3 separate regions of the Homo sapiens genome follow, and regions 1 and 3 are each linked to region 2. The links are chromatin loops, found by intact Hi-C in ENCODE. Cell type or tissue: OCI-LY7. All regions are shown on one strand.

Region 1 (8,000 bases), 350 kb after region 2:
TTGATTCAAATGAGTGATGTGGTGTGAACTGCATTAGGTGTGAAGATGGCTTGGCAGGGCAGGGAGGGGCAGTTAGGAGGCTGGTGAGGTTGCTCAGAGGAGAGGATGGAAACCCAGCCTGGAAGGCTGAGAAGAGAGGCAGGTAGGAGGCAGAATGGAGTGAGGGGCGAAGCCCGTGGGGTCTAGGTGAAGGGGCTCATCTCTCCTGTCTGGGCAAGGTGCTTCTCGCTCTGCTCAGGGTCCAAGGTGGGGGTTGTTGAGGGGCCATGTGCGGGGAAAGGAGCCCAGCAGGCTATGCTGGACTTGCTTGCAGCCCTGCTGGGACCATGTGAACTGCGACATGCCTCAGGCCCAGTCCTGAGCCTTACCAGAATAACTAGGGCCTGAGTCCCAGGTCCATGCTGTCATCCCCTCCAGGTGGGTGCTGGGTTCCAGAGGGGCTACTGCTGCAGCCATCTGTGCGGGGGGCCTCCTCCCTGCTTTCTAAGGAAGCCTGGAGCAGTCAGTTTAGAGGTCTCTCTCCAAGGGAGTGATTCCAGCCACTGGGGGCTGCAGGGGCCAGTGGAGACCTAGAGACCGCCCAGAGGACAGAGAGAGGAGGAGAGGTGGGGAGTGGGCCACCCTCTGCCCTTCCCTGAAACCCTGCCACCTGAGCCCCCTCTTCTTACAGTTTTGTAAGTAGAAGTCCTCAGAATCATCCTCCCCGATGTGGGGGATGTGGCCTCACCCTGTCCCGCTTCCAAGCCTGTGTCCAGGCCAGTCTTGAGCTCCAGGTGTGCACACATCTGCCCTGATTTCTACGGCATAAAGGGCCTCAATCTCAGCACCTTCCCCATAACCTGCCCCTCTCCTGTGTTCCCCTCCACAGTGAATGACACCTCTAAACCCTGGATGCCCAGCCAGAGTCCCCAGAGGCACCTTGGGTCTTCTTCCTTCTCCCTAGACTCTCCAGCGTGGTCCAGGCCACATTGTCTTGCCCTGAGACCATCTCACTGCTAGTCTTCCCACCTCCAGCCTCACCTCCCCGGGACTGTCCCCTCCCTCCCATCTGCTCTTCCTTAAAAAAAAAATTTCATCCTCACATTGTGGTGGCACTAAATACAATTTGCACAAATTCTTCCACAAATATCAAATTAATATGATTTTCCTCTCTGATCTCCTTGCACAACATATTGGAAATTACAATTATTATTAAAACAAAAAATACCTATATATTTATTTATTTGTATATTTATTTATTTAGAGACTGGGTTATTAGACTGGTTAATTTTTGTATTTTTGGTAGAGATGGGTTTTGCCAGGTTGCCCAGGCTGGTCTCGAACTCCTGGATTCAAGCGATCCTCCTGCCTCGACCTCCCAAAGTGCTGGGATACAGGTGTGAGCCACAATGTCCGGCCCCTCTGCTCTTCCTAAATGCAGCTCTGACATATCACCTCCTGCTTCAACACTTCCAGGACTCCCCATGGCCCTCAGGTGAAGTCTGAGCTCCTGATGACGTGGTCTTTCGTGTCCTGGCCTCTGACAACATTCCAGCCTCATCGCTTGCCTTCCTTTTCCAGAACATTCTCTCCGGCCACATCAAAGCACTTGCATTTCCTCAATCCTGAAACACCTCCTCGCTTCCCCAGCCTTTTGCACATGGCTGGAATACTCCTCCCACTCTTTCTTATTTATTTTTTGTATTTTTAGTAGAGGCGGGGTTTCACCATGTTGGCCAGGCTGGTCTTGAATTTCTGACCTCAAGTGATCCACCCACCTCGGCCTCCCAAAGTGCTGGGATACAGGTGTGAGCCACTGCGCCCGGCCTCTCCTCCCAACTCTTGTGCTTGGATAACCTTTATTTATCCCTCAGATCCCAGCCCTGACAGCCCTTTTCCAGCGAAGCCTTCTGGTGGCCAGGCTGGTTAGGCGCTTCCTTGGTTTGCTCCTGTCCCAACATCGATTCATTCATTCAACAAATTTTTATGGCGTGCCAGCGATGTGCTAGGCTGTTCCAGCCATTTTGAATACACTGGGAATCAAAACAGACAACAGCCCCTGCCCCTAGTGGAGCTTACACTCAAGTGAGGGGAGGGGAAAGGCAGACCATAAACAATATGCAGTCAATAAGTAAACGATACCACCGTAGGGTGGTGTGTGGTAGAGGGGATGGTGCTGTGGGAACAGTGGAGCAAGTGGGAGGTCGGGGATAAGGGGTTGGGAGTGAGGAGGGTTGGCCTCATTGAGATGTTAGCCTTGGGGCCAAGACGTTGTCAATGCCCTCCAGCCACAGACTCCCAGGAACAGAGGGGCATCTGAGTAAGTTGGGTTCGTGACTATGTGCTATCATAGGGATAGCACATGCCATGGGAAACTGTGGGGCAACTCAGTAAGCTGTGTTAGAAAGGACTTACAGGATTTGGGTTAGATGACTTTTGAGTGCTTAAGAAAGCAGGGCTTCGGGCTGGGCATGGTGGCTCACGCCTGTAATCCCAGCACTTTGGGACGTTGAGGAGGGTGGATCACTTGAGGTCAGAAGTTCAAGACCAGCCTGGCCAACATGGTAAAACACCGTCTCTAATAAAAATACAAAAAGTAGCTAGGCATGGGGGTGCGTGCCTGTAATCCCAGCTACTCTAGAGGCTGAGGCAAGAGAACTACTAGAACCTGAGAGGTGGAGGTTGCAGTGGGCTGAGATCATGCCACTGTACTTCAGCCTGGGTGACAGTGAGACTCCATCTCAAAGAAAGAAAAAAGAAAGCAGGGCTTCACTCTGGATTGGATGCTGTGCAGAAGCAAGGGTATTTCTATGGCTGAGGACATTAATACATTTTATCTAGAGGGAGGCAAGACTAGACCAAAGCTAGAGCTGTGATCAGTAAGAAGCAACAGCGTCTCCTATGAGCCAGGACAGGGGGATTGTATTCGTTTCTGGGTCCGCTGTAACAAATGACTACAAACTTGGCAGGTTAAAGCAACATAAATGTATCCTCTCACAGTTCTGGAGGCCAGAAATCAAAGTGTTGTAGGGTTGGTTCCTTCTGAAAGCTCTGAGGCAATCCTCGTGCTCCTTGGCTTGTAGACAGATCATTCTAACCTCCACATCTTCCCATGGCCTTTCCTTCTGTGTCCCCGTCTTCTCCTTTTCCAGTTTTTTTTTTTGTTTGTTTGTTTTTTTTGTTTTTTTTTTGAGATGGAGTCTTCCCTGTCGCCCAGGCTGGAATGCAGTGGTGTGATCTTGGCTCACTACAACCTCTGCCTCCTGGGTTCAAGCAATTCTCTTGCGTCAGCGTCCCAAGTAGTTGGGATTACAGGCGCACACCACCATGCCCGGCTAATTGTTTTGTATCTTTAGTAGAGACAGGGTTTCACCATGTTGGCCAGGCTGGTCTCAAACTCCTGACCTCGTGATCCACCCGCCTAGGCCTCCCAAAGTGCTGGGATTACAGGCGTGAGCCACCACTCCCGGCCTCCTTTTCTGTCTCCTATTAGGTCATTCCTGGATTAGGGCCCATCCTAATGCAGGACGATCTCATCTGAAGATCCTTACCTTAATTACACTTGCAAAGATCCTACTTCAACTGTGACATTCTGAGGTCCTGGATGAATGTTTTAGGGCCTACAGGTCAACACCCACTGCAGGGATGATTGGTCCTTTTTGTGGCTTGGACATTGTTCATGTTTTATTTGTGCTCAGACATGACTGTGGAGTGGCCCTGTTTGTGTCGTGATCCATCGTGGTCCCAGGTGGTTTGTCTGTTGCTGATGTCCTGTGAAGTCATTTAGGTTCAGCTGGAGAATACCGAAGCCCCGCTGGGCTCCAGGCGGGCTCCAGGAGGTCAGGGCCTGCTTTTCTCTTTCTCAACGTAGGGACAGGGAGCGAGGGAGCCCTGCTGATGCCTGGGAGAGAGGCCCAGCCACAGGGGCAGGGCAGGCATGTGCCCTGAGGGTGGAAGGAGCAGCCAGAAGCCCATGGGCTATAGGGGAGCGAGCAAGGGGAAGCAGAGAGGTGACGGGAGGGTGACGGCGTGCAGGGCAGGGTGAGGCTGGCTCTCACTCAGAGGGAAATGAGGGGCCGCAGAGAAGCAAACATGACCAACTGTGGAGGGAGCGAGTGTTGGGGGAAGAGCCTGCCTGGAGTAGGTTCAACAGCAAATGGAGGAGAGGAACTAGGGACAGAAAGTGGAGCAGAGAAATGGGAGGGCGGCTGGGGCAGCTGGCGGGGAGTGGAATCAAGAGGGTTTGCTTAATTTTCCATGAAGGAGAGGACAGTAATGGTGAGTCTGGATGCTGCTGCCAGTGACCCAAAGGAGAGGGAGGACTGCTGCCAACAGGATGGGGCACAGTGGGAGCAGATGCCTTGATTGGGGAGGCGGGGATGTGGGGGCCACCGAGGCAGGCAGGCTGGGAGCCGCGGTGAGGGGCTCAGGGGTGCACTTCCTGCTGGTAACCCTGCCCCTGGCTATGGGCGCCAGCCTCTATGGGGAGCTGCCCAGGCCCAACCTGGCACAGCTGTGGAGACTCAGTAGTACTTGAAGCCCCACATACCACAAAGGGGACAGAGATAGAGACAGAGGGGACAGGAACTCGAGAAGGAAAAAAACTCAGGGAACAAAATCCAGAGCCTGTCACAGATGTGGAAAGAGCAGGGGAGGAGCCTGGGCTGGAGACTCCCCTGCACCGTCCCTGCTCCAAAACCTCAGGGCCGGGCTAGAATCCCCACTGCATGGCTTGCCAGGGCTGTGACCTGGGTCTGTGTACCCTGAGCCTCAAGTTCCCCATCTGTAAAATGCAGACACTGCCAACCTCCTCTCAGGGCTGTGCCCGGGGGAATTAAGGAGGTAAGTCACATAAAGTGCCCGGCAGTGAGCCAGATTATCTTCCCTCCCTCTCTCATCTCATGCCCCACAGCCCTGAAGGTCTTTCAAAAGTGGGCACAGGGCCCAGCCTGCTGGCAGAGGCTGGAACTGCACCCATGCCCCTGTTAAAGGTAGAAGCTTCAGCATCCAATTCCCTCCAGGGAACAGGCAATGGTTTTATTCCCTCTCCACAGAGAACATCCAAACTCCACAGGCATTCAAGGACCTTCCCTCCACCCCGGCATATGCCAGACTTTAGTCCACTCTGCCCCATCTGTGCTCCCACAGTAGCCCCTGCGTGGAGCACCCTCCCCTCCACCACGTGGAGACATCCAATGTCATGCTCTTTGAAGCCCCCCCTCCCCTCCCACAGGCAGAACTAACGGAGAACTCTCTCTTCAGTCTTTTTTGTGTGTGTGTGTGATAGAGTCTCGCAGTGTCACCCAGGCTGGAGTGCAGTGGCACGATCTTGCTCACTGCAACCTCTGCCTCCCGAGTAGCTGGCATTACAGGTGTGCGCCACCATGCCCGGGTAATTTTTGTATTTTTAGTAGAGATGGGGGTTTCGCCATGTTGGCCAGGCTAGTCTCGAACTCCTAACCTCAGGTGATCCGCCCGCCTTGGCCTCCCAAAGTGCTGGCATTACAGGTGTGAGCCACTGAGCCCAGCCGTCTTCAGTCTTCTTGAAACACCTGGACTTTTCTCTAGATCTGCTAAGCTGTGAGAAAGAGAGCACTAGAACACCTGCTTGTCTCCCTGCGTGGAGAGATTCATGAGAGGCCAGGGACCCCTTATTCACCTGCTACCCCATGGATTTTCTATCATCTGAACCTGACCATTCACTGCCCGTGCTGAGACCTTCCCAAGGAAGCCTCCCCTGCTCTAGGTGAGGGTGTGTGTGATGTCAGTTTCTCTGCATTTTCCAAAACATCTACCTGAGCATGTCTTTTTTTTTTTTTTTTTTTTTTTTTAAGAAAAATATCCTTCAGTGCCTTCCTGGTAATTCCCTAGCAAAGCTTATAGGGTAGGCTCTCCTCCCCGCTCCCACTCACCAGCCACCCCCATCCCATGTCCTCTTTCCACACCCCTCTCATGGTGGCCCCTCTGCTGGGAAAACCATGGTCCACATGCCTCAGGTAATAAATTCCTATTGCTATTCTCGCCGGCTCCATCCTTCCACTCGAGCTGTCAAGGGTCTAGACAGCATCTGAGTGCCTGGCTGTCTCCCTCTAGGTGAGCCTCTTGTAGTAGCTGGGGTAGCAGGGGTGGTGCACTTCCATAGGCCCAAGTCATAGACGTCTGATCCATCCAAGTTGAATGAAGCAAGTCCTCACTGCCATAGTTTGCTCATTTGCAAAATGAAGGGTCTAGACAGAACCTCCCAGGTCTCTTTTGACTCTGAAATTCTGACCTATATTTAGTAGTGGGCATATTTTAGGCAAACGGTCATCAAACAGCTGATCCTGGGCCAGGATCCCCTGGGGAACGGGCCGTTCAGTCAGTAGATGTCTTTCTCCACAGGATTTGCCACCGTCTCCCCCCCGGGGAGGGGAACATGGGTCTCCCTTCCCTTCTCAGCAGGTGGCCCACCAGTAGGCACAGGATTTCGGGGAAACCAGCAGTCAATTCTCATCCGGGGTGGGCCTGTGTCCCAAGATAGGGACAGGCTGTGTCCCTCAGCAGCACTGTGCTCACATGAGTATGAGGCCACTGCTGATCCTGGGAGTGAACAGAAGGGGCTCATCCATCTGTATTGTCATCCAGAGCTAATTAGGGTAACAGGCAGTTGAGCCCCATCTTGGAGTGCTCATCTCTGAGGGCACCTAAAACATAATTGGAATCAGAAGTATGGCGCCAGCTAAGCCAGGTTTCCACACATACATGCCTCCCCAGTTCTGCTTCCGCTTAACCGGGCCCTTAAAGTACATGAAATATCAGCCGGGGGCCATGGCTCACGCCTGTAATCCCAGCACTTTGGGAGGCTGAGGCAGGCAGATCACCTGAGGTCAGGAGTTTGAGACCAGCCTGGCCAACATGGCAAAACCCCACCTCTACTAAAAACACAAAAATTAGCTGGGCATGGTGGCTGGTGCCTGTAGTCCCAGCTACTCGGGAGGTTGAGGCAGGAGAGTCGCTTGAACCAGGAAGCGGAGGTTGCAGTGAGCCGAGATCGCACCACTGCACTTCAGCCTGGGGGACAGAGTGAGACTTTTGTCTCAAAAAAAAAAAAAAAAAAAAAAAAAAAATCCTTGCAGGTATGTATATTCTGTTGTGCCTTCTTTGAAATGCCAATCCAAGTTTCACTCTGCAACTCAGATTCTGAAAGCAAGAATGCATGGTGGCTCAGTGGCTCACGCCTGTAATCCCAGCACTTTGGGAGGCCGACGCAGGCGGATCACGAGGTCAGGAGTTTAAGACCAGCCTGGCCAATACAGTGAAACCCCATCTCTACTAAAAATACAAAAATTAGCCAGACGTGGTGGTGCGTACCTGTAATCCCAGGTACTTAGGAGGCTGAGGCAGGAGAATTGCTTGAACCTGGGAGGCGGAGGTTGCAGTGAGTCGAGACCGTGCCACTGTGCTCCAGCCTGGGTGACAGAGCAAGACTCTGTCTCAAAAAAAAAAAAAAAGAAAAAGAAAAAAAATGCATGGCATAACCTTCTCATCAGGAAGGACTTCATCTCAGCTATATCTAACATACTTTAACACACTTCCAGTAAGTTGTTCAGTTTGGACATCTTTTAAAGAACTACAAAACAGGCCAGACTCGGTGGCTCACGCCTGTAATCCCAGCACTCTGGGAGGCCAAGGCAGTTGGATCACCTGAGGGCCGAAGTTCGAGACCAGCCCGGCCAACATGGTGAAACCCCGTCTCCACTAAAAATACAAAAACTAAAGGGTGTGCCACCTATGGACCAAGCATATCCCCACCTTAAACTCTGGATTCAGACTAGAGTTTCAATCCTGTCTTCAGTACAGGGGGCTCATAGGGAAGTTTGTTTAGTCTCAGTCTCAGTTTTCTCATCTATAAAATGGGGATAAAAACAGAATTCCTCTTGGGGCTATGAGAATTAGATGACGTGCTGTAAATGGATACATGGTAGGTAGGTAGGCAGGTGCTTAGTGATTGTTCACCACTACCAACAGTACCATCTTCACTA
Region 2 (8,000 bases):
GAGCTATACAACTAGTTTAAATCTTGACTGTACCACTTAACAAGCAGTGTAAACTTGAGCAAGTTACATTTAACCTTTCCGTGTCTGTTACCCCGTTTGTAAAATGTAATAATGGTGTCTATCCCATGAGTTTGTTGTAAGAATTTAAATGATGTATTACACAGAAGGCATTTAGAGTAACTCTTGGCACATAATGTATCCTCACTATATGCTAACTATTGTCAGCGTGTGTTAGTCTGCTAATTTCTTTACTTGCATTGTTTGTTTCATTCTTATATCAGCCCAATTAGATATAGGTACATAGTATTATCTCATTTACAGAGCAGGAAGCGGAGGCAGAGATAGGTTAAGTGATTTGCTCGAGGTCTCATAGCTAGTAGGTGATTGAAGTTGGAATTAGAACCCAGCATAATGGTTCCAGTAATGCTGAACGGAGCGTTAGATTCCCATTTGTTCTCATTCCCCGACATAGTTCCCTGGGTTCCAACTAGTTGGTTTCTGTCAATTGACAATATGTCATGGTTTTTAACTGTGAGTATCTGAATTACCTATGAAAGTTCTTTTTTTTTTAGCTGGTTTATTATAAAAATTTTATATAGAAAAAAGAATGGACAAGCATAGTGGCTCATGCCTGTAATCCTAGTATTTTGGGACATTGAGTCGGGCAGATTGCTTGAGCTCAGGAGTTCGTGACCAGCCTGGGCAACATGGTGAAACCCCGTCTCTACAAAAAACGAAAAACAACAACAGCAAAAGCCAAAAATTAGCCGTGCCTGTAGTCCCAGCTACTCAGAAGGCTGAGGTGGGAGGATCACTTGAGTCCAGGAGATTGAGGCTGCAGTGAGCTGGGATAGCACCATTGCACTCCAGCCTGGATGATAGAGCAACACTCTGTCTCAAAAAAAAAAAAAAAAAAAAGAATAGAACAACGAATATTCATGTATCCACCATCTATATTGAATAGTTAATTTCATTTATATATATATATATATATATATATATATATATATATATATATATATTTATTTATTTATTGAGACGGAGTCCGGCTCTGTCACCCAGGTTGCAGTACAGTGTTGCGATCTTGGCTCACGGCAGCCTCCACCTCCTGAGTTCAAGTGATTCTCTTGCCTCAGCGTCCTGAGTAGCTGGTATTATAGATGTGTGCCACTGTGCCTGCCAAATTTTTGTATTTTTAGTAGAGACGGGGTTTCACCATGTAGGCCAGGCTGGTCTCGAACTCCTGACCTCAAGTGATCTGCCAGCCTCAGCCTTCCAAAGTGCTGGGATTACAGGCGGGAGCCACTGCTCCTGGCAGACACTGACTATATATTTAACTATATATTTTTGGCTGAATCATTGTAAATTGCAATAAACCATGATGCTTTACCCCTAAATACTTCAGCTTGTACCCTTCCCAAAAAAAGGACATTTTCTTGCATAATCACTTATCCCACCTAACAAAATAAGGGCTAATTCCCTACGATCATCTGAAACCCAGTCTAGTAGAGGTTTACAAAGTGCAGATGCCAAAGACTAACTCAGAAGGTCTGAGGGTGGAAATTAGAATGTTGTCTTTTTCAGAAGCTTCACAGGGTTGGAGCACAGGCAGAATGAGAAACTGCTTTAGATTAGGAGTTCTTTTAGGAGAGAGTTGATGTCTCATACCTGCTTTAGCCACCTTAGTGCTTAGTACAGGTTGAGTATCCCTTATCTGAAATGCTTGAGACTAGAAGTATTTCAGATTTCAGATTTTTTCAGATTTTGGAATATTTGCAGAATGCATAATGGTCGAGCATCCCTAATCCGAAAATTCAAAATGTTCCAATGAGCGTTTCCTTTGAGCATCATGTTAGCACTCAGAAAGTTTCAGATTTTGGAGCCTTTTGGATTTTGGGTGCTCAACCTGCATAAGGAACATAATAGGAACTTGATACCTTTCAGTCTCCCTCCTCCCCCAAATTATTACAACATCTTCATAGTGCTAGGCTTCCATTTGTTTTTGTTTTTGTTTTTGTTTTTGTTTTTTCCTGGAGACAGGGTCTCACTTTGTTGCCCAGGCTGGAGTGCAGTGGCACAATCTCAACCTCCCAGGCTCAAGTGATTCTCCCACGTTAGCTTCCTAAATAGCTTGGACTACAGGCGACCACCACCATGTCTGGGTAATTAAAAAATTTTTTTTTTGTAGAGACAGGGTCTTGCTATGTTGCTCAGGCTGGTCTCGAAGTCCTGGGCTTAAGTAATCCTCTCACCTCAGCCTCCCAAAGTGGTGGGATGACAGGCGTGAGCCTCTGTGCCTGGCATGTTTGGTCTCAACTTTGTGATTAAAACCTGAAATGTTTCCTAGTTGTACCTTTACCTTTTGGTGCTTGAATTTTGTTAAAGATCAGTATTTCTGGGCATTTAAAGAGATTTGTTAATTTTTTAAATGCTTTTGCTAAGAGTCTCTTTTTGCCGTAGGACCTTAGAGCTTTTGGTTGTAACGAGACAGGGCAGGCTGGAAGTTAGTAAATGTTTCCCTTATTGACAACCCCAACTTTTCTCTTATTGTAGTTATCCATCTTGGTGCATCCTGACAAAAATCAAGATGATGCTGACAGAGCACAAAAGGCTTTTGAAGGTATTTGTAAATTTACCTGCTTCTGAGTATTAGATTGTGAATGGCAGGGCCTAACTGTTCCTTGTCCTAGATCAAGCAAAGACTGTTATAGTTTTGTCTTCTGGTCACCAAGAAGCTGTGGTTTTCAGTAGAGCAGTTGCCATTTCAAAGCAGAATGTTGTTGTTTAAGAAGTAGACCTTAACTTTGCTTTGTTAAAACTTTTATATGCCAACAAAGACTGTTATTGCATAGGATCATTTTTTTTCTTTGAACATAAAGAATTTTATCACTGAATTAAATCCAGATGTAGTGTATTTAGCCTTGAGTATATATTTAATTTTTTCCAAGGCTCTTAAGGAAAGTCATTGCTATAGTTGAATGTTTTTTTTAACTTAGTTTAACGACAGTAAATAATTAAAGTAGGGAATGCTTTAGAGAGCACAAGTCCATTTACACTGCCTGAGTATAGTTCAGACTTTCAGAGGGTGTTTGCAGAAACAGTTAATTTCAATGTTTTGCATTAGCTGTGGACAAAGCTTACAAGTTGCTACTGGATCAGGAGCAAAAGAAGAGGGCCCTGGATGTAATTCAGGCAGGAAAAGAATACGTGGAACACACTGTAAGTATTTATAGTGCTGCTGTGTTTACAGGAAGTATCAGCAAGCCTTGGGCACCTTGTAGAAGGGTACATATGAACATAGTAATGCCTACTGGCACAACCTGTGGCTACTTCTGTGCTCTCTACCACTTTGCTGTGGTGGTCATGAATAGTGTGTGCCTGAAGCTGTAATTCACCCCTAAGAGAAGAACTCAGATGAGGAGTAGCTGGTACACTGCTCCTACCTCTTTCCCTACCAGTCCTGTGTTGGGGAGAAAGGGTTGTTCTCTCCCTCTCATCACATATTGCCACTTACCCCATTCTTAGAGTGGAAACGTGGAGCAGCCTGTGACTCTTGACTCTTGATTTTTATTCTTGTCCCTGTGAAGGGTTTGCAACAAGGCTTGGCAAAGGCTAGCAAGAGGATAGGCGTAAACTTTTTTTAAAATAGGAGGAGGTTTATGTCCATCTTAATAACAGAGTTGGGAAGAACTCAGTTGAAGGAAACTGAGTTGTAGCTGGTGTTATTTTTGTTTGCTCTTGAGGGCATACATAAGTCTCCAATGTGGTGGGAAATGTCAGTATGGCTTTCCCAAGGTAAGAAAGGTCTTTTAACTTTTTACTTGCTGGGGCAAGAATCTTGAGGTCATTTGTAAGAGCTGCTTCAATTGTGATTGGATGACTTTTCACATGAAGAGCTTTGAAATCTGAGACAACTTTATAACCATAATAATGAATCCAGTTTCGGTGAGGAAAATGGATAAGAAGAGGAGACAAAGGGCCCATAACTATATCCTGCGGGTCATGTGTTGGAAATGGCACTTGTAGGCCCTATCCTGGTAGAAATAGGGAAAGTGCCTGACAGTTTCTCCTTAAATCATTGTGGCTTCGTATGTCTTTCACCTGTAAGAAAGTCATCCTTAGGCTTCCTGACCACAGGGTGGCAGTAGGGCCTTTCTGAGCTTAGAGGGTACTTGGCCTTTGCTGGTATAATAGACTGGTTAGTTCATGGAGTAGTGTCATTCTTGTATGAATTCGTATATTTATTTATTTATTTTTTATCTCAGTAGTGGCCAATGTGATAAAAGTATCAGTTAATATGATATGTGGTTTAAGGAGGTTCCATGGTGAAAGTGATCAAGAATGCAGTTATAGAAATGCCAGAAAAACTACTTGGACATAATGCCACAGATTCTGTAGCTTCTTCTAAAACTTGACAGATATATTTGCTTTGCTCTAAACACATAACCACAAGCCAAGAAAGGTAAATAAGTAGTCTGTTTCAAAGACTTTTTGGATCTGATGAGTTGGGGACAACCTCCCGTTGGTCCCCTTTCATCTTTCATTCTTCCTGGTAGATTGGATTTTAGATGAGATTAGAAAAAGGACTTGTGGTTCCTAATTTTCCTTGATTCTGTTGTTCTTTTGAGGAGGGAGGGGAGGGGCTCTTTTTTTTTTTAATGAAAACTTTTTGCTATACCCGTGCCTATAGAAAGTTAAATATATTGTATGTGTACAGCCCAGTGGATATTCTCAAAGCACAGATGCTCGTCTTTTGATGAAAAAAAATTCTTTTTAGGTGAAAGAGCGAAAAAAACAATTAAAGAAGGAAGGAAAACCTACAATTGTAGAGGAGGATGATCCTGAGCTGGTGAGTTAAATATAGGAAAAGCCACTGTATCTTGTGTGATTGTGTCTACGAATTGGTGGGTTACAGAGACAGAAGCCAAAAGAATGATGAATATATGCTATTTCACATTTATTTATTTATTTATTTATTATTTTTGAGACTGAGTTTCACTCTTGTTGCCCAGGCTGGAGGGCAATGGCGCGATCTCGGCTCACTGCAACCTCTGCCTCCTGGGTTCAAACGATTCTTCTGCCTCAGCCTCCCAAGTAGCTGGGATTACCAGCATGTACCACCATGCCCGGTTAATTTTGTATTTTTAGTAGAGATGGGGTTTCTCCATGTTTGTCAGTCTGGTCTCGAACTCCTGACCTCAGATGATCCGCCTGCCTTGGCCTCCCAAAGTCCTGGGATTGCAGGCTACAGGCATGAGCCACCCTGCCCGGCCTCTGGCTAATTTTTTTGTATTTTTAGTAGAGACGGGGTTTCATCATGTTGGCTAGGCTGGTCTTGAACTTCTGACCTCAGGTGATCCACCCGCCTCGGCCTCCCAAAGTGTTGGGATTACAGGCATGAGCCACCGTGCGCGGCCTAATTTTTATTTTTTAAAAAAACATTTTATTTGGCTGGGCGCAGTGGCTCACGCCTGTAATCCCAGAAATTTGGGAGGCCGTGGCGGGTGGATCATGAGATCAGGAGTTCGAGACCATCCGGGCCAACATGGTGAAACCCCGTCTCTACTAAAAATACAGAAATTATCTGGGCGTGGTGGCACGTGCCTGTAATCCCAACTACCCGAGAGGCTGAGGCAGGAGAATTGCTTGAACCTGGGAGGCAGAGATTGCAGTGAGCCAAGATCGCGCCACTGCACCTCCGCCTGGTGACATAGCAAGACTCTGTCTTAAAACAACAACAACAACAACAACAACAACAAACATTTTATTTGAACTTAAAACATATAAATATACATTTATTTATGTATTTGTTTGAGACGGGGTCTTACTCTGTTGCCCAGGCTAGAGAGCAGTGGTGCGATCTCAGCTCACTGCAACCTCTGCCTCCCAGGTTCAAGTGATTCTCCTGCCTTAGCCTCCTGAGTAGCTGGGATTACAGATGCCCGCCATCAAGCCTGGCTAATTTTTGTATTTTTAATAGAGACGGGATGTCATCATGTTGGTCAGGCTGATCTCAAACTCCTGACCTCAAGTGATCTGCCCTCCTCGGCCTCCCAAAGTGCTGGGATTACAGGCGTGGACCACCGCACCTGGCCCAATTTTTTTCAGTTGTTTTTTTTTTTCCTGATTATAAAAGAACACATGCTAATGATAGAAAATTTGGAAAAAGAGAAATATAAAAAATATAAAATCGCAGTGTCTGTCTATCCCGTGTATGGAGCTTTTAAATATACTGAGCTATTCATTACAGACTCCTTTATCCCTTTGATGTTTGTCTTTATTAGGGACTGGGGTTGAAGCATTGCTTTTAGTGAGCAGTGTCTAGCAGGTAACAGGATAAAAGAGAAGTCACAGAGATTTAGGGACTTCTTTATTTTCCTTTCTCTCCATATATCACTCTTTGCTCCAGTGTCTGATTTTAGAATTTAGGCACTATTAAATATGCATGACAGATTACTTTTGTACTTCCATGTCTATTTAAAATACTTTATATCTGGAGAAAAATATTTAAAGGTAGAATAACATAAGCTGTGTTCTTAAGAACTCTTGAAAATAAAGAATTAAAAACTGGTAGGGAGGGCATTGTGATTTCATTAACTTAGTGTGACAGGGGCTGGGTCACTTACGTTCACTTATTTTTTTGTAATTCTTTTTAGAGATAGGGTCTCCCTTTGTCACCCCGGCTGGAATATAGTGGCATGATCTTAACTCACTGCAGCCTTGACCTCCTAGGCTCAAGTGATCCTCCCACCTTAGTGGATATTATACATTCTAATAATAACCTCTGGTGGCTCATACCTATAATCCAAGTGCTTTGGGGGCTGAAGTAGGAGGATCTTTTCAGCTTAGGAGTTGAGGCTGCAGTGAGCTATGATCACACCACTGCACTCTAGCCTGGGTGACAGATTGAGACCCTGTTTCAAAAACAATAATAATAAATAATAATAGCTTCTGTTCCTATCATTGTAAGACTATCATATAATATACTTTTTTAAAAAAGAGATAGAGTCTTGCTCTGTTGTCCAGGCTGGAGTGCAGTGGCATAGTCATGGCTCACTGCAGCCTTGACCTCCTGAGCTCAAGCGATCCTCCCACCTCAGCCTTCTGAGTAGCTGGGACTACAAGTGTGCGCCACCACACCTGGTTAATGTTTTATTTTTAATATTTTTTGTAGAGATGGGATCTCACTATGTTGCTCAGGGTGGTCTCAAACTCCAGGGCTTAAGTGATCCTGCTGTCTTAGCCTCTTGAAACGCTGGATCTACAGGTGTGCACCACCATGCCCCGCTAATTTTTGTTTTTGAGACGGAGTTTCCCTCTTGTTGCCCAGGCTGGGGTGCAATGGCATGATCTCAGCTCCCTGCAACCTCTGTCTCCTGGGTTCAAGTGATTCTCCTGCCTCAGCCTCCCGAGTAGCTGGGATTACAGTCACGCACCAACATGCTTGGCTAATTTTTGTATTTTTGATAGAGACAGAGTTTCACCATGTTGGCCAGGCTGGTCTTGAACTCCTGGCCTCAGGTGATCTGCCCACCTTGGCCTTCCAAAGTGCTGGGATTACAGGTGTGAGCTACTGCGCCTGGCCTGCACGCTAGTTTTAAAAAAAATTTTTTTGTAGCAATAGAGTTTCACTATGTTGCCAGGGCAGTCAAGCTCTTAGCCTCAAACGATTCTCCTGCCTTTGGCCTTCCAAAGTGTTGGAATTACAGATGTGAGCCACGGTGCACAGCCTGTGCCAGGTTTTAATCTGCTTTATCTTGGACTCCAGGTGAAAGTACATGGTTCAAGTTGCTGGTAAAAATATTTACTCTGATTTTCTTTTGTTCTTGATTTTCCTGTAGTTCAAACAAGCTGTATATAAACAGACAATGAAACTCTTTGCAGAGCTGGAAATTAAAAGGAAAGAGAGAGAAGCCAAAGAGATGCATGAAAGGTACATATCAGTATATTCATTTAAACCATATTTAAATACCTAGATTAACTAACATTGGTCTTTGGTG
Region 3 (8,000 bases), 270 kb after region 2:
TTCCCAAAGTGCTGGCATTACAGGCGTGAGCCACCGCACCTGGCCAGCACAAGTTGTTTCAATGACTGCTTACTGAAGGAGGGTTGAGCAGATCTGGCCTCTGTTCATCCTGTTTCTCGATAAAACAAGAATGACGCCCAGGATTTCCTCACCCTCTGCTATTGCAATCACTTCCTCCCCCATTTCTTGTGTCACCTAGAGCCACAAGTCAACATCACTGGCCCCAAGAAGCTGTGTCTGGGCCTGGGAGACTGGACTTCTTTTGATCTCAGGGTTGGATAGCCAGGGCCCCACCCAGGCCACAGGACATTCAGTGGACAGCCTGCAGATAAAGGCTGGCCCCTGACCCTCACTCCTTGACTTTCCCTCCCAGATGCTCTTGAGCTTTTCCCCACCTCTCCTGATCTAAACAGTCTCAGGAAAGGATGTGAAACACATTCATACTAAAGTGTAAATGGCTGATTAAGCAAATCATTATCCCTCCCACATGCATTGTTACAGTGTTCTCCGCAGAGCCCTGGGAACATTATCCCACTTTACAGATAAGGAAACTAAGGTCTGGAGGTCAACATGCCTAAGATCACATGGTAAATGATGGGGATCTCTGGGCTCCAATCCCTCCCAGGAAGATGTGATTGTGAAAGGGGTTAAAAACCAGTGCCTTTCTATTTTAGATGGGTCTTTTTGTTGACAGCATATTCCCACATTTTTATTTTTTATCCAAACTGAGCCTTTGTTTATAATGGGGAAAATTTAACCTTTCCACACATATTGTGATCACTAATATATTCCTGCCAGGCATGGTGGCACAGTGGCTCACACCTGTAATCTCAGCACTTTGGGAGGTTAAGGCAGGAAGATTGCTTGAGGCCAGGAGTTCAAGACTAGCAGGGGCAACAAAGCAAGACTTCGTCTCTACAGAAAATAAAATTCAGCCAGGCACAGTGGCTCACGCCTGTAATCCCAGCTACTCAGGAGGCTGAGGCAGGAGAATTGCTTGAACCCAGGAGGCGGAGGTTGCAGTGAGCCGAGATTGTGCCACTGCACTCCAGCCTGGCGACAGAGCGAGACTCCATCTCAAAAAAAAACACAACAACAAAAAACAAAAAAATAGCCAGGCATGGTGGTACACTCTTTTAATCCCAGCTACAGCTACTTGGGAAGCTGAGGCAGGAGAATCGCTTGAACCCAGGAGGCGGAGGTTGCAGTGAGCCGAGATTGCACCACTGCACTCCTGCCTGTGCGACACAGCAAGACTGTCTCAAAAAAATTAAAAAGAATACAGTGACAAAACCCCAAGCCAGAGTAAAGGAATGAACTGCCTCATACCAGTTAGTTGGTGGGCAGAGTTGCTGGGCATCCCAAGTCCCTGAGCTGAGACCGTGAGTGGCTCTCACCTGCTTCCAAGCCCGGAGCCAGGCTGGCCAGGATGGATGTTGGGGGAGGCCCTTTGCCTTTCTCTTGGGCACATGGTCCTTGCGCTTCCTCTGCAGACAGAGAAAGAGGCTATTCCCCTGCCTCAAGCTGGCTCTTTCTCAGTTAACTACAAACACTGAGCAGTTTGGCCCCTTTGACGTCAGCCCTCAAAGTATTCAGGAACATTTCTCCACTCCAGAAACTCCTCATCTCACCTGTCAGTTGTCGTTTTCCAGCCAGTGTGTAGAACTGAAACTACTTTCCAGCCTCTCTGGCACATACTGCTGAAGGGTGTGTGTACATGCATGTGTGTTTATGTGTGTGTGCGTGTGTGTCTGTGTGTGTGCATGTGTGTGTGCTGACTCCAGGAGAGGCCAGGCTAGTGGACAGAATGGTGGAGAGAGCCAGAGGTCCAGGCGGGCAGCTCCACCTCCTTGGGGTCCAGGTGGGCAGCTCCAACTCCTTGGGGTCCAGCCTCCTCATTGTGGGAGTGCAGATCCCAGCGACCTTGTCAGCTCAGCCCAACCCACCACCCTCAGCCAAGCTGCTTCTCCTCACAGGGCCTCTTCCCTGACTACGCCATGGCCTCGCCCAATCTTCCCACATCATCATGCGGCTGCCTCCTCCTCATTCAGGCCTCTGCCCCAAGGTCACCTCCTCAGAAGACTCCCCTGACCACCTCATCTCAAGTGCCACCTCTCCTGCCTGTCTGGTCGCTATTTCTTCCCCAGCTTCCTTTTTCTCAGAGCACTATCACATGTGAACTTACCTTGTTGGCTTGCTTATTGTCCATCTTCCCTGTTTACAATGTCAGTTCCATGAGAGCACCAAGCCCGTCTTGTTTACCTCTATGTCCTCAGTGCCTAGAAGGGTGCCTGGGACGTGGAAGACGTGCAAATGCACATTCGATGAATGAACAAGGCTGTGGGGAGGCCAGTTAGAATTGTAGGCACTCAGACAGTGTTGGATAGGTGCCCAGACTTTCATACACTGGTCTTATTTCATCCTGGCAGCCAGTCTGTGAGATAGGGATTCTTATGCCCACTGCATAGATAAGCAAACTAAGGCTCAAACCCAGACCTCTCTGACCCCAAAGCTGAGACACAATGTCGTCATGCCTGTTGACTTGGAACCCCCCGCCGCCCAGAAGGTGGCTGTAATAATAAATACATGCTTTCCATAAGAATATGGGATCCATCAGCTTCCAGGCCCTACATCAAAATAATTAAGCTCTAATTAGCATGTCAGGACCATGGATGGGGAGGTGGGAGATCTGGTTTCTAATCCAGCCTCTTCCATGTGTTTGCCTAGGGGCTTTGGGCAAGCCACCAGGCCTCACTGAGCTAGAGGATGTTGACATCTGGCCTGCCTCTCAGTGAGCATCAAATAAGATAGTGAAGGAGAAAGGGCTCATAGAGGACAATCCCAACGCACCATACCGTTACCTGCAATTACCCCTTGGGCCAGGAGTGAGACTGGGGAGGTGTGGGCGCCTGGGTACTTTAATGCTTTACCCTTTAGACCAGAACTTCTCAAATGTTACTGTTCAGATGCTTCACTGGGGATCTTGTTAAAGTTAAGAGGCTTTCTACATTCGCACTGCTTGGACCTTTTACAGTAAGACAGTATTCATCTATAACTTGAGTTTTATAGAAAGGTACACCAATCTCAGCTATCATTATTATTCATTTATTACTGAGAAGATAAATAAATTTGGTATTGAGTACAGTGAGTAGCTGAGGCCACAGACCTGGGAGGGAGTCCTACTGCACCACCCCATAGCTGTGTGAACAGCGGAACCTTCCCCTGGGCCCGTTTCCTCCTCTGTAAAATCAAGATAACAGCGCCCCCTACCCCTTGGGGCCCTCGTGAGAATTAAAATGAGAAATGTGAGATGATTTCATAAATGGGAAGCAGTGGTTACTCCACATTTGGTTCCTGGGGGGTTCTACAAGGCCCCCTCTCACCATGAGAGACAGGACAAGGTGGGGAGTGGCCACGTTCTACCCAGCCAGCCCCAGCGTGTCCTTGGCTACTGTCCACAGGTAAAGTGCAGGGGCAGGGCAGGCAGGACATCTGAAGGGAAACAAGATGAAGATAGAGCCTGTCTGCCCCAGATGACCATCTCTAAGAGGAGGACTGGTGGGCACAGCGCGTCCCTGGGCAGGCAAAAAGTGTCCTGGCCCGCCTCCTCCTTCACCAAAGGGGATCACCAGGCCTTTATGCTCACTAGGGACAACAGACATAGGGCCCAAGGCCTCATAGCTCTGCAAGGCCCACAGAAATATCTGAGACTTGGAAAAAAATGCATTGACTCTAAAAGTGCAGGAAAGACAAAAATTACAAATATCAAGTAAGTCATCAAAATCAACAATTCATTTCAAAAGCAATATTAAAAATCTCATGGGCCACATGCATTGGCTCACACCGGTAATCCCAGTGCTTTGGGAGGCCAAAGTGGGAGGATCACTTGAGGCCAGGAGTTCAAAACCGTGCCTCTACAAAAACAAACAAACAAACAAACAAACAAAAACAAACAAACAAAAACCCAGGCTGGAGTGCAGCAGTGTGATCCTGGGTCACTGCAGCCTCAACCTCCTGGGCTCAACTGATTCTCCCACCTTAGTCCCCCAAGTAGCTGGGACTACAGGCACGTGCCACCAGGCCTGGCAAATTTTCTTGTACTTTTTTGTAGAGGTGGGGTTTGCCATGTTGCCCAGTCTGGTCTCAAATTCCTGAGCTCAAGTGATCTGCCTGCCTCGGCCTCCCAAAGTGCTAGGATTACAGGTATGAGCCACCACACTAGGAATGCAGGTATATGCCACCACACTCAGCTACTTTTTAAAAAGAAATTTAATTTCTCCGTACTTGGGAGGCTGAGGCAGGAGGATCCCTAAAGTCCAGGAGTTTGAGGTTACCTTGAGCTATGATTGCAGCACCGCACTCCAGCCTGAGCAACAGATAGAGACCCTGTCTCCAAAAAAGAAAAATAAGATAAAAAAATTAAAATCATACATGATATGGGATCTTTTTAGTATGATTTGTGATAGGGGTGGGGAGAACTCCCATAGTCATAGTCATTTATAAAACCTAAGTTCTTAAAATGGCTAGAAGGTGAGTTCCCTTATGGTTGGAGACAGGGGGGCAGGAAGGCATCTGCCATTCATTTAGCACCTACTGAATGCCAGACACTGTGCCACACACTCTATCCATGCAGCCTCATGACAACATTATGAAATGCATCCTAAGATGTACTCATTTTACAGATGAGGAAACTGAGCGAGTGAGCGGCAGACCGGGGATGCCGAGCACGTCAGAATGGAAATGATCACAGTGCACTATATTCTGCCACCACCTACCAGCATGGCCTTGGAGATATATACAGGTTTTCCTTGACTTACAATGGGGCTACGTCCCCCAAAATTGAAAATATCATAAGTCAAAAATGCATTCAACACACCCAACCTACCAAAGGGCATCGTAGCTTAGCCCAGTCTACCTTAAAGGAGCTCAGAACACTTACATTAGCCTACAGTTGGGCAAAATCATCTGATGCAGACCTATTTTATAATTAAGTGTTGAATGTCTCTTGCAATGTATTAAATACTGAATTGAAAGTGAAACACAGAGTGGTTGTATGGCTTCTCGAAGTGTGGTTTCTAATGAATGCCTAAGGCTTTCGCCCCATCATACAGCTTAGTGGAATCTTCGTAAGTCAGGGACCATCTGTGTGTATGCCTCCTTAAACTTTTACAACATTTTACAATGTACCTGGCATGATCTCACTTAAGGCCATCACATTTAATCTCTCCTCTGCTAACATCCCTATTTTATAAACAGTAAAATAAAGGTTGCAGGTCACACAGGTATTCAAAGGCAGGACCACAGGTAGGACCTAAGTTTTCTGGCTTCAGGCAGTAAGTTATTTCTGCAAGGACATGCATGAAACCTGCAATCAGGGACATCTTATTTTGAATCCTGGCTCTTCCATACAGGCAGTGGCAACTTAAGCAAGGGATTTTCAGAGCTGAGCCTTAGTTTCCTCATCTATAAAATGAGGATTAGAATGCACCCAGCAGAGGGATGCTTGTGATGCAGAGCAGGTGAGCCCCAAAGTGGAGCTTAGCCCATGAGGGTTCTTGGCTTTGCCCAGGAAAAAATTCAAGGGCAAGCTTGAGGTTGAAGCAAACAGCTTTGGTGAACAGGTGATGTACAGCTCCATGACTGCTCCTGCAGAGCAGGGCTACCCCAGAGGCAGAGAGTAGCAGCTCAGGGCAGTTTTGCAGTCACATTTATACCCACTTTTAATTGCCTGGAGATTAAGGGGCATTTATGCAGAAATTTCTAGGGAAGGGGTAGTAACTTTTAAATCATTGGGTTACTGCCATAGAAGGGGCAGTAACTCCTGGGTGTTGCCATTGCAAAGGTAAATTGACATGCCACACTGCTGGGTGTGTTTGAAAACTGCTTTTGCCCAGGCCGTATTTTAGCTAGTCCTCAATCTGGTCTGGTGTCAAAGCCCTGCCTCTGGAGTCCAGTCCCACCTCCTGCCTCAGTTGTGCAGGTAAAAGAGTTCTCTTATACAGAGCACCTGGCTGTGGGGTGAGCAAGGCAGCCTTAGGACTCATTCCCTGGGCCACACTGCCCCTCAGCCTCCGTTTCCTCAAGTATAAGATGAAAGTACTGAACAGAGGTTCCCTGAAGGCCCTCCTAGTCTGACTCCTGTGATTCAGTGGCTTTTGTCTGTTATTGCCTATAACCCACACCACACAATGGTCTCAGTCTCTATTTCAGTCCTTTGCTATTAAGGCTAGCATTAGCCCCAAAACACAATTGTAATTCATCCTTTGTAAATGGAGGCCCTCCAAAACCCATGGAGTTCATTTGTTAAAACCTACATTTACGGACCACCTACAGTGAATACCCTCTGTTCACAATAGCTCCAGAGGTAGGTGTTACCATTCCTGCCCTGGTCCTGCTCCCTCAGCCCTGGGCTGGCCTTCCAGGGAGTGTTTTCCTACCAAGCTAACCCACAGGGGAAGAACCTGTCTGCTTCTCTGCAGTTAGAAGCTGAGGAAGGAGCGAAATGTTACACAGGACATGTGTAGGAGGAGAAGGAGCCAGCAAGTTGGCATCCACCCAAGCTCCTGGCTAAGGAAAGTGGAGGCAGAAATCCCACAGTTTAATGCAAAGCAGGGATGATGCTGTCTGATCCCCTGTCTCAGAATCCACCTGTGCTTCAGGAAGACACCTGGAGTTGGAAAAACCTTACAGGTGCTGCGGAATTCCTTTTTTTGTTGTTGTTTGTTTGTTTGTTTGTTTTTTGAGACGGAGCCTCACTCTGTCGCCCAGGCTGGAGTGCAGTGGTGCAATCTCGGCTCACTGCAAGCTCCACCTCCCGGGTTTACCCCATTCTCCTGCTTCAGCCTCCCAAGTAGCTGGGACGACAGGTGCTCATCACCACGCCTGGCTAATTTTTTGTACTTTTAGTAGAGTATTTTTAGTTTCACCGTATTAGCCAGGATTGTCTCAATCTCCTGACCTCGTGATCCGCCCGCCTCGGCCTCCCAAAGTGCTGGGATTACAGGCGTGAGCCACCGCATCCGGCCCGGAATTCCTTTTAAATTTACTTTAAAAGGAATACATTCCAGCAAGTTTGGAGAAAAGAGAAAAAAATAGTACCTCTAAACCCCACCATCCCAAGAGGACATGAAGCATAGTACAGCCAGGCACAGGCTTTGTCCTGCCATTTCCCAGCTGGGAGATCTTCAGCAAGTGCAATGTCCCCTCTGAGACTCATTTGCCTCATCTGCAAAATGGGTATAATGATATTAGCACCTACTTCAGAGGGGCTATAAAGAGAATTTTTTTCTTTCATTTTCTTTTTTTTTTTTGAGATGGTCTCATTCCCGTCACCCAGGCTGGGGTGCAGTGGCACAATCACAGCTCACTGCAGCCTCAACCTCCCAGGCTCAGGTAATTCTCCCAGCTGAGTCTCCCAAGTAGCTGGCACTACAGGCACCCACTACCACACCCAGCTAATTTTTGGTATTTTTAGTAGAGTCAGGGTTTTGCTATGTTGCCCAGGCTGGTCTCAAACTCCTGGACTCAAGCAATCCACCCTCCTCAGCCTCCCAAAGTGCTGGGATTACAGATGTTAGCCACTGCGTCTGGCCTCAAGGGTCCTTTTAAACATACAGAAGTCAGAATAGATTACACCTGTGCCTAGAACCCTCCAATGACATCCCATTTCACCCTGAGCAAAAGCCTGCGTCCTTCCTATCTACAGGCACGTGGAAAGAAAAATGTCTGAGTCCTCAAGAGAGTCTTCGAGGCTATCCATGATTTGGCACCTGCCCCACCCCACCATCTGCCAACCTCACCCCCACTTGTCCTGCCCACCCTGCTTCAGCCACGCGGGCTTCCTTGCTGTTCCTCATGCACATCTCCTGTGTGTCCACCTCAGACCCCGTGCACTGTCCTCTCTTCCTGTAATGTTCTGGACACCCATGTGGCTCCCCCACTCACTGCCTCAAGGCTCCACTTGAGTGTCACCTGATTTGACAGCTCTTCTCTGGACGTCT

What was found. A loop is a pair of places that touch in the nucleus more often than their neighbours do. Peaks named below come from ENCODE experiments on the same cell type or tissue, not always from the same donor. Only the 100,000 strongest peaks of a DNase experiment are listed, where the experiment ranks them.
Region 1: a loop joins it to region 2, with 8 times the contacts of the local background. A loop is called at or near these places in 38 of 110 quality-filtered maps.
Region 3: a loop joins it to region 2, with 8 times the contacts of the local background. A loop is called at or near these places in 8 of 110 quality-filtered maps.

The regions. Positions count from the first base shown.
Region 1 is chr1:27,855,150-27,863,149 of GRCh38, reverse strand. No RefSeq gene overlaps it. Among named protein-coding and RNA genes, the nearest start is that of THEMIS2, 13 kb to the left of the region's middle. RefSeq lists enhancers at 1-2, 6,318-6,612. In OCI-LY7, CTCF peaks have their summits at 4,730 and 4,931; a DNase peak (open chromatin) is centred at 4,909.
Region 2 is chr1:28,205,191-28,213,190 of GRCh38, reverse strand. It overlaps DNAJC8 (DnaJ heat shock protein family (Hsp40) member C8), which reads left to right. Exons shown (of 9, transcript NM_014280.3): 4 at 2,554-2,620; 5 at 3,125-3,219; 6 at 4,778-4,849; 7 at 7,842-7,933. Among named protein-coding and RNA genes, the nearest start is that of DNAJC8, 24 kb to the left of the region's middle. In OCI-LY7, CTCF peaks have their summits at 3,928 and 4,138 (motif pointing right); a DNase peak (open chromatin) is centred at 4,130; H3K27ac peaks cover 1,104 bases.
Region 3 is chr1:27,935,762-27,943,761 of GRCh38, reverse strand. The region is part of intron 1 of SMPDL3B (sphingomyelin phosphodiesterase acid like 3B); the gene reads right to left. Among named protein-coding and RNA genes, the nearest start is that of SMPDL3B, 4.8 kb to the right of the region's middle. RefSeq lists enhancers at 1-469, 3,050-3,344. In OCI-LY7, CTCF peaks have their summits at 3,040 and 3,255; a DNase peak (open chromatin) is centred at 3,241.